2 separate regions of the Mus musculus genome follow, and region 2 is linked to region 1. The links are chromatin loops, found by intact Hi-C in ENCODE. Cell type or tissue: heart. All regions are shown on one strand.

Evidence for each region. Peaks named below come from ENCODE experiments on the same cell type or tissue, not always from the same donor. Only the 100,000 strongest peaks of a DNase experiment are listed, where the experiment ranks them.
Region 2: a loop joins it to region 1, with 2.4 times the contacts of the local background. A loop is called at or near these places in 2 of 42 quality-filtered maps.

Annotation. Positions count from the first base shown.
Region 1 is chr14:54,858,542-54,862,541 of GRCm38, reverse strand. The region is part of intron 1 of Homez (homeodomain leucine zipper-encoding gene); the gene reads left to right. Among named protein-coding and RNA genes, the nearest start is that of Homez, 3.6 kb to the left of the region's middle. In heart, a CTCF peak has its summit at 1,829 (motif pointing right); no DNase peak of the experiment used is centred here.
Region 2 is chr14:55,095,847-55,099,846 of GRCm38, reverse strand. Thtpa (thiamine triphosphatase) reads right to left here. Exons shown (of 2, transcript NM_153083.5): 1 at 3,841-4,000; 2 at 852-2,467. The coding sequence ends at 2,340. Ap1g2 (adaptor protein complex AP-1, gamma 2 subunit) reads left to right here. Exons shown (of 22, transcript NM_007455.5): 20 at 1-145; 21 at 509-607; 22 at 686-1,012. The coding sequence ends at 787. Among named protein-coding and RNA genes, the nearest start is that of Thtpa, 3.1 kb to the right of the region's middle. In heart, a CTCF peak has its summit at 1,560 (motif pointing right); a DNase peak (open chromatin) is centred at 1,516; H3K4me3 peaks cover 553 bases; H3K27ac peaks cover 1,131 bases.

The DNA of each region.
Region 1 (4,000 bases):
CTAACTGGGCAGGGTTTTAATACATATTCTTGAATTAGTTCTCCAAAACATTTAATTTTTGTGTTTATACAGTTTTGCTCACGCTGGCCTCAAATTTGCGATCCTCCTGCCTCAGCATGCTGAGATGTCTTAGCTTCCACATTTTCATAGATTTGCATGATGTTTTAATTATGTTATTATAGATACCCAGATATGACCCAGAAATGGGCAACTGTGTGGGGGCATAAACAGTTGGAGAAGCACACTGTTTCAAGCAAGCCAGTGTGTTGTACTAGATACTAGCTAACCTTGAGTATCCAGGACACTGGATATTGATCATGTATGTAATCTAGTGGGTCACTTGAACCATTTAGCATCTTTCCCATCCCATCTGGTACCACAAATACCCTGTCCCTTCTAGGCAGCCGTTATTCTTGTCTCCCACTCTTTCCATTCATTTTCATTAAGTTGCTTGTTCACTTTTAAGTCAGCTATCGCACTGCCTTCATTAAGTCAGGAAGACTTATAAAACAGAGATCTGAAGGTGACCTCTTGGCATTGGTGTGTGCAAGTGTGACATTGGGCATACATTTTTAAGTTACACATTTTGGAAAGTCTGACTCATAAAAAAAAAAGATTGATTTGTGTGTGTCTGTGTTTGTGTTTACTACGTACAATAAAGCCCATGAAAACCAGAGGGCTTTGGATCCCCTGAAACTGGAGTTACAGGTGGCTATAAGTCACCTAATATGGGTGCTTGGAACTGAGCCCGTGCTGAGCCACCTCTCCAGCCCAAAGCTCTATGATTTTTATCTGATTCTCAAAGAAGTTGATGATGTAAAAAGTTTAGAAGCACCTAAGTTAAACATCACAAAAGTCCTTAAGGCCTTTAACACTCACTAGACTCGCCAGACAGACCTGAGGCAGTATTTCAGATCTTTGAATAAAGACTTAGGAATTGAGCAGGATCATATCCAGTTTTCTGCTTTATCTTCTGTTTTAGTACAAGCCTATGTTCAACTGAACGTTCCAAAGTCCTTTTTTTTCCTACCATAGAATGGACAACATCTAAATTTCAAGTCTAGGCTGCTTGGCCTTTCTGTCTGTCTGAGGATGTTAGAAATCAAAGGGAGAGAAAAGTGTCACAAGTGTATTTTTTTTTAAAGATTTATTTATTTATTATATGTAAGTACACTGTAGCTGTCTTCAGACACACCAGAAGAGGGAATCAGATCTTGTTACAGATGGTTGTGAGCCACCATGTGGTTGCTGGGATTTGAACTAAGGACCTTTGGAAGAGCAGTCGGGTGCTCTTACCCACTGAGCCATCTCACCAGCCCCCACAAGTGTATTTTTTAAGTTAACGACTATGCAGAATAATATATCTGGCATCTGGAATAAGGATGCAGTTGTGATTATTCATAATAGGCTTTACCACTACCATCTCTGCCCAGGTAGAAACACTCCAGTTTTGATTCTTTCTCTATCCAGTCCAAAATGGAGACACAGAAACTGTTAAGAACACTGGTCTATCCTCCTTGTCACTCTTGTTTTTGAGACAGTCTCTTTCCATTGTGCCATTGTGGCTGGCCCCTACTCGTCATTCTTATGAGCCATCCTGGTTGTAGTGTGCTCCTGATTGAAAGACAGATTCTTCCAGAGAATCACCAGCTACAAGGAGAAGTCTTGATTCTAGCTGGGTGTAGTGGCACACACCTTCAGTCTCAGCACTTGGGAGACATTATGCCGCATGTCTATAGCCCTTTTTTTCTTTTTTCCATTTTATTTTACATTTATGGATGTTTTGTTGCACTTATGTCTGTTCGGTACATGCATGCAATGCTCACAGAGGCCAGAAGAGGGCATCAGGTGTCCTGGACCTGGAGTCACAGATGGTTGTGAGCCACCTTGTAGATGTTAGAACTGAACCTGTGTCCTCTGAAGAGCAGCCAGGCACTCTTAAGCACTGAGTATTCTCTCCAACACTTAATATATTTTTTTCAAAGCAGCAAAATCCATTCTGAAATTGTTTCAAAACCTCCAAATACAGCATATAAAATCATGGGGCTGGAGCTGTATGTAGCTTATTGTTAAAATGCTTGGCCACCGACTCCTGCCCAGTTTAGACTTCCCAGGTAAGGGTACCCTTTTCTTTGATAAGAAACTAAGCCTTAGGTGAAATAACTTGGCTAAGGACAAATAGCATTCTAGAAAGCAGGGAGGCTGCAGTTAACCTCAAGTCTGCTATAGACCAAACCTTTATCTCCCAAAGCTGCTGTTTCTGACTGTATAATGCCTAGCACACTACAGATGCCCGATGACAACATGCGGCTTTTCTGTAAGCACAGCCTTCTTTACAGAGGAAGAAAATGGAGCGAAGAGTCATTAGGGTTTCAGTGACTTACCCAGAGCTAGATGCTAAGTGGCAGGAGCTTGGAATTCATAAGCTGCCTCCTCACCGGTAAAATGCCCTTCAAGTACAATCCTTTTAGGATCTGCATGGCTTCTGGCCTGCTAGGTTTGATTGTCAGAAGCTGTGGCAAGCTAACACCAGGACGAATGATCAGTGTTGTAATCCTCAAGCCTCTAGGGGGCCGGCTCAGCGGTTAGGAGCACTTGCTGCTCTTGCAGAGGACCTGGGTTCGATTCCCTCACCCACATGGCGGCTCCCAACCAACTGCAAGTCCACTTCCAGGAGTTCTGATGCCCTCTTCTGATCTTTGAGGGCACCAAGCACACACATGGTGGATATGTACATGCAGATCAAAGTTACAAAATAAAATCTCAAAATACTTTTATAGAGTAAAATAAAGCCCCTAAGCCCCCACCTTTTGGAGCACTTGCCTAGGCTAGAGAAGGTCTCCAAAGAAGTGACCACAGTATACACTGTCTTTGTGGACTCGAAATCTGTCAGTTAGTAGCATTTAAGTAGGAGTCTTATCCTATCCTGGACAGACAAGAAGTAATATAAACACCAGTGGGATTTCTCCGAGAATATAATGTGACGTGATAAAGTATTTCTAATACCTAAGGAGGGAGCTGAATTACAGTGTTACAGAATGGGGTGGAGATGGCTCAGTGGTTAAGAGCACCCACTGCTCTTCCAAAGATACCAAGTTCAATTCCCAGCAACCACATGGTTCACAACCATCTGTAATGGGATCTGATGCCCTCTTCTGGTGTGTCTAAAGGAAGCAACAGTGTACTCATATAAATAAAATAAAATGAATTTAAAAAATACTAAAAAAAGAAGTTACAGAATATTCAGAGAACAGATTTTTGCCAGGCATTGAGGAATGAATAGGTCCCCTTCCCACAACCCTGGGAGCTGTTTAGTGAGCCTGTCCAGCTGGTTTTGAGGAGAAAGCTGGACTGAAGAGATAAGAACAGGAGCCCTTTTGCCCTTTGTGGAGTAGGCTATTAATGGGGAAGGGGTCATCTCTGGGCTCTGTAGGCTGAGCTGTGAGAGGTGACAAAGACCCAGGGAGGGGACTAACCTTTACTAAGCCCTCTCCACAAGATCTAGCACAAGGGGAATAAGGTTCTTTTATACCAAGGTTTCCTCCTGGGATGGGAAAGTCCCTCTAGAGTTTAGGGCTTTAATGTCCTATGAACAGTTTCCTGTTCCCAGTACCCGGCACCACAAAAACGGGGTGGGCATTTTTTAGGGCTGGGCAGAGTACCCCACCCTGTTTTGTTGTTACTTGCTCTTTGTGTGTTTTGAGACAGTTTTAGGTAGTTCGGGCTGTCCTTGAACTCCTGGTCCTACTGACTGTCTCCCAAGTGCTGGGATCATGGGTTTGTACTCCTGTGCCTGGCTTGATCGGCTGTTTACCTGTCTCCATGTTCTGGAAGTAATCCGAGATTATTAAGCATTAAAGAGTGGTCAATCTGAGATTTCAGCATGAGGTTTTGTGGTTAAGTACAGTCTGAGTACTGTTCCATGAACTTGAAGGTGAGAGTTGACTGATAGTTGTCAGAAGCAAAACTGAAGTTGGAACAGTAAAGGCTGTGGGAGGAT
Region 2 (4,000 bases), 240 kb before region 1:
AGTGTTTGAGCGTGAGGGCCTACAGCTGGATCTTTCTTTCATGCGGCCCTTGGAGACCCCTGCTTTGCTCTTAGTCACTGCCACCACCACCAACTCCTCAAAGGAGGATGTTACCCACTTCGTTTGCCAGGCAGCTGTGCCCAAGGTTTGAAAACAGTGGGGTTTAGCCAGGTGTGATAGTTGGTGCCTGTAATTGTAGAACTTAGAAACCTGAGGCAGGGGGACTCATTGTTTGAGGCCAACCTGCCTTAACATAGTGACTTTGAAGCCAATTTGAGCTACACTGTTTCAATAAAAGAAAAAAAAAAAAATAGCATTCAGAGGTAGCCAGGGAATTTCAGGAGAAGAGGCCAGAAAGAAATGGAGGAGGGTGGGAGGCAGAGTATAATGGGAAAGGAGTGATTGTGTTATTGGGGTGTTATCCAAAAATGTTTGGGAGCCACGGGATGTGGAGGACTGCCTGAGCCCAGGGGCCTTACAATGCTCTGCCCAAATCTCCCATGTTCAGAGTTTCCAGCTGCAGTTACAGGCCCCCAGTGGGAACACAATTCCAGCTCAGGGTGGTCTTCCCATCACCCAGGTCTTCAGAATCCTCAATCCTAACCAGGTGAGTTGTCAGACGCTGCGGGTAAGAGGGACGAAGCAATAGGAGACCTGACCCTGGTCTCTGCTTGCCTGTTTTTAGGCACCTTTGCGACTTAAGCTGCGCCTCACCTACAACCACTCTGGCCAGCCAGTACAGGAGATCTTTGAGGTGGATAACTTGCCTGTGGAGACGTGGCAGTAACCGACTGTGGTCAGTGTCTGGCCTGGGTGTCTCCAGGCTCCTGGTGTTCAAGGAACGGAAATAAAGACCCACGTAAATGGCGAAGTAAACTTTATTTAAAGGCAAACTGAGCGTACAAATTAGAAGTGCTCTGTAAACGGGTGATGACCACAGTCTTAAGAGCCCAGGGCAGTCACCCGGTGTTCCTTTAATAAAGTCTCAGGGAACGAAGGTGTTAGCTGTGAAGTGGCATAATTTGAGTGATTCTCTGTTTTCATTGACAGGCTTGGATTCTGTCAGCCTTTCTTCTCTGTGCGTAACCCTTCCCATGATGCAGCTGACTTTAATCATAAGCTAACTCATTCTGCACAGGCATAGGACGGTCCATAGGGAGTTCTCCTCAAAAGGTCACCCAAAGATCACAGGTTACCCCAAACCCGTTTAGGCCTAATCAGCTCCCTACTTTGGGGTATGTCCTAAAGTGTTTGAATAAAACTGTCCACAGAAGGGGAGTTTTGATGGCTGCTGGGGAAAGAGAGATTTACTGTCTGAAGTGGGCTCTAAGTGCTACTCGATACAGGCGGGGTCCTGGCTGCACTGTTAGAAGAATGTGTGTGCATGGTGCGTGCAGCTGAGGGTCCTAAGATGCCAAGTGGCAGTGAGATGAGAGGTGTGCATAGCTCAAACCAAGTGGAGTTCCAGGCTGCTAACCTGTTCCCTAAGCTTGCCTGCCTCATAACTGCCTCGGCTCCTCTCAAATCTTTCTGCACCCTCAGCTTGGGACACAACCCTGAGGGCCACCAGCAGGTGGCACTCAGACCCTATATTTGTCAAGGCAATATAGAGAGCCTGCCTCCTCCCCAACAAATAAAGTCTATGAAGCGTGAGAAGGGAAGAGAGGCCTGTTTTGACCTAGTTGAGAGAAAAAAAAATGTGTTAAGAGCAAGGGTGGTGCCTTCTCCACAGGAAGTATGACTTCCTGAAACCCTAGGAACCGGTCTCAACAATGACCATTTTCTTTCTACCCCTCTCTGGGTTGGAGAGCAAATGTTCTCTCTAAACTGCCACACTGAGCACTCTACCCTCCCGGCACAGCAGCAGGCCCTGAATTTCTAGATCCCTTAAGGAGTTCCTAACCTTTTCCCCACCTTCTTGCTCTTCCCTACACCCCAGGGCAGGGAAATCCCCGCTGTTTCCCCTCATCTCTAACTCAGCTGTAAGGCGGCTTCAGAGCCTCTGGCAGAATCAATGGCATCGACCAAGGGAGGGGGGGGTGGCAAGGGATTTTCCTGTGCTTAACTACTGATCACGGCTAAGTGGAAATCCTATAAACACGAGCGGAAATCAATGGAGGCTGCTTAGCGGCCAGGGGAGAGGGGCGGCCCACAGATTGCATCTGACGGATGAGGGAAGCAGCCAGGGAGGGCTCCAGGAAGGATAGCTCAGAGTGGGCGAAAGACCAGGCAGAGCTGGAGGGGAAAGTGGCTCCGTTGTAAGGGAAAGGAGCACCGTGGGTCCGGATGTGAATGGCGGCTTCAGAGTTACCTTCCCTTTTGGAAAGTGAACGCTGTTGTCAGGATGCTGAGTCCCCTGTGGCCTCACCAGAACTGGCTGCTTCTAGCAGGCGCTGATAGTCCAGAGGCCTGAAGCGCTGTAGGTATACCATGAGCTTGGCTGGTGCCTCCTCCTGTGCTGGCACTCCTGCGGGCAAGAGGACAATGAGGAAAGAAGCAGGTGGAGCCCTCGGACATGCTTCGGTTCTGTTCCCTGCCTACCCAGCCAGGACTCCAAAGTCTGCAAGGCAGTACTAAAAATCCAGAGGCCATCAGGGCAGTTTCTCCAACCCACCCATTCCCTGCAGAAGTGAAAACCTCCCTGCAAAAACCCACTCGGGTTGTGTGGCTGGAAAGCCACCCAAGCGCCTCTCCTCCAGCAATGAGAAATGGTAGAGAAGCATCCTGTGCCACGGAGACAGGGGAGCCAACTCACTTCATTTATTACCGCTTTCTCCCAATCAAGATTCAAGCCCATCTAGGCAAGCCAAAGCTCATTAGCTTGGTAATGGAGCACAGGCAGCGGAGTACAGAAGATAACCAAGTGCTATGGGAAACAGAGGAAAGCAGGGGCTGTGGAGTGGCGAGTGGCGTTCACAGAACCTCAACTCTAACGGCCTGATGCACACATCGCTAATGGACAGCAGCCTGCTGACCCACAGCAGGGAAACTCCACGGGTGGTCTCCAAGGAGGCTCAGCCCTCCAGGGCTGTCAGGCCCAGTGCAGTGCACAATCTCAGAAGTGTGCAGATGAGCTATTTCAGAACTAGGCATGGAAACAGAAACATCTGACAAAGAGTTCACCACTGCCCCCGCCCCCCATACCAGTGTCATGCTCAGCCAAAAGCATGGACAACGAGGTGTGGCTACCTACACCTGTAATGCCACAAGCTTAAGGCCTTTCCTGGGCTACATAGAAGACCACAGAAAGAGCCAAGGGAATAATAACCATGTAGGAAGTTGAAAGAGAAAAGAGAAGTTTGTGGGAAGGATCAAAGCAGAGACCTAATAAATAGAACTAGGAGAATTAAGTGATAACCAGGATGAAGATTGGGAACCGGGAAGAATAAAATCCAAATTAGCTACTAAAGAATTGGAAAGGATTCTTATCAAAGTGTAAACAAATTAGATTTTCAAGAAAATCTCTACAAAAAACAAAAAACAAAAGCACATAATTAAAAGGTGCCACATGCCTTTAATCCCAGCACTTGGGAAGCAGAGGCAGGCGGGTTTCTGAGTTCGAGGCCAGCCTGATCTACAGAGTGAGTTCCAGGACAGCCAGGGCTACACAGAGAAACCCTGACTCGAAAAAACAAAACAAAACAAAAAACCAATTTTCCTTACAAAAATGATTTCCCTCCACTCCTCTATGGCTCAGTAAGGACCTGCAGTGAGGTTAAGTGAGAAAAAAGGACAGCCCAAAGGGCCTGCCTGTCTTCCTCACCCACCATGTTCCTGAGCATAGAAGGGCCTGCCTCCCTCCCCCACCATGCTGCGCACACAAAGACCTGTCTCCCTCACCAAGCATGCTACTGACGGTGATGATCTTCTCTAGGGCAGCCGGGACTTCAGCCTTCTCGTGCACCATGGCCTCTACCTCACCCACAGCATAGCCGAAGTCCGCTGAATCCAAGTCTATTGTGAGCTGAGGCTCCTGTCCATGGGCTCCAGATAAGGCCAG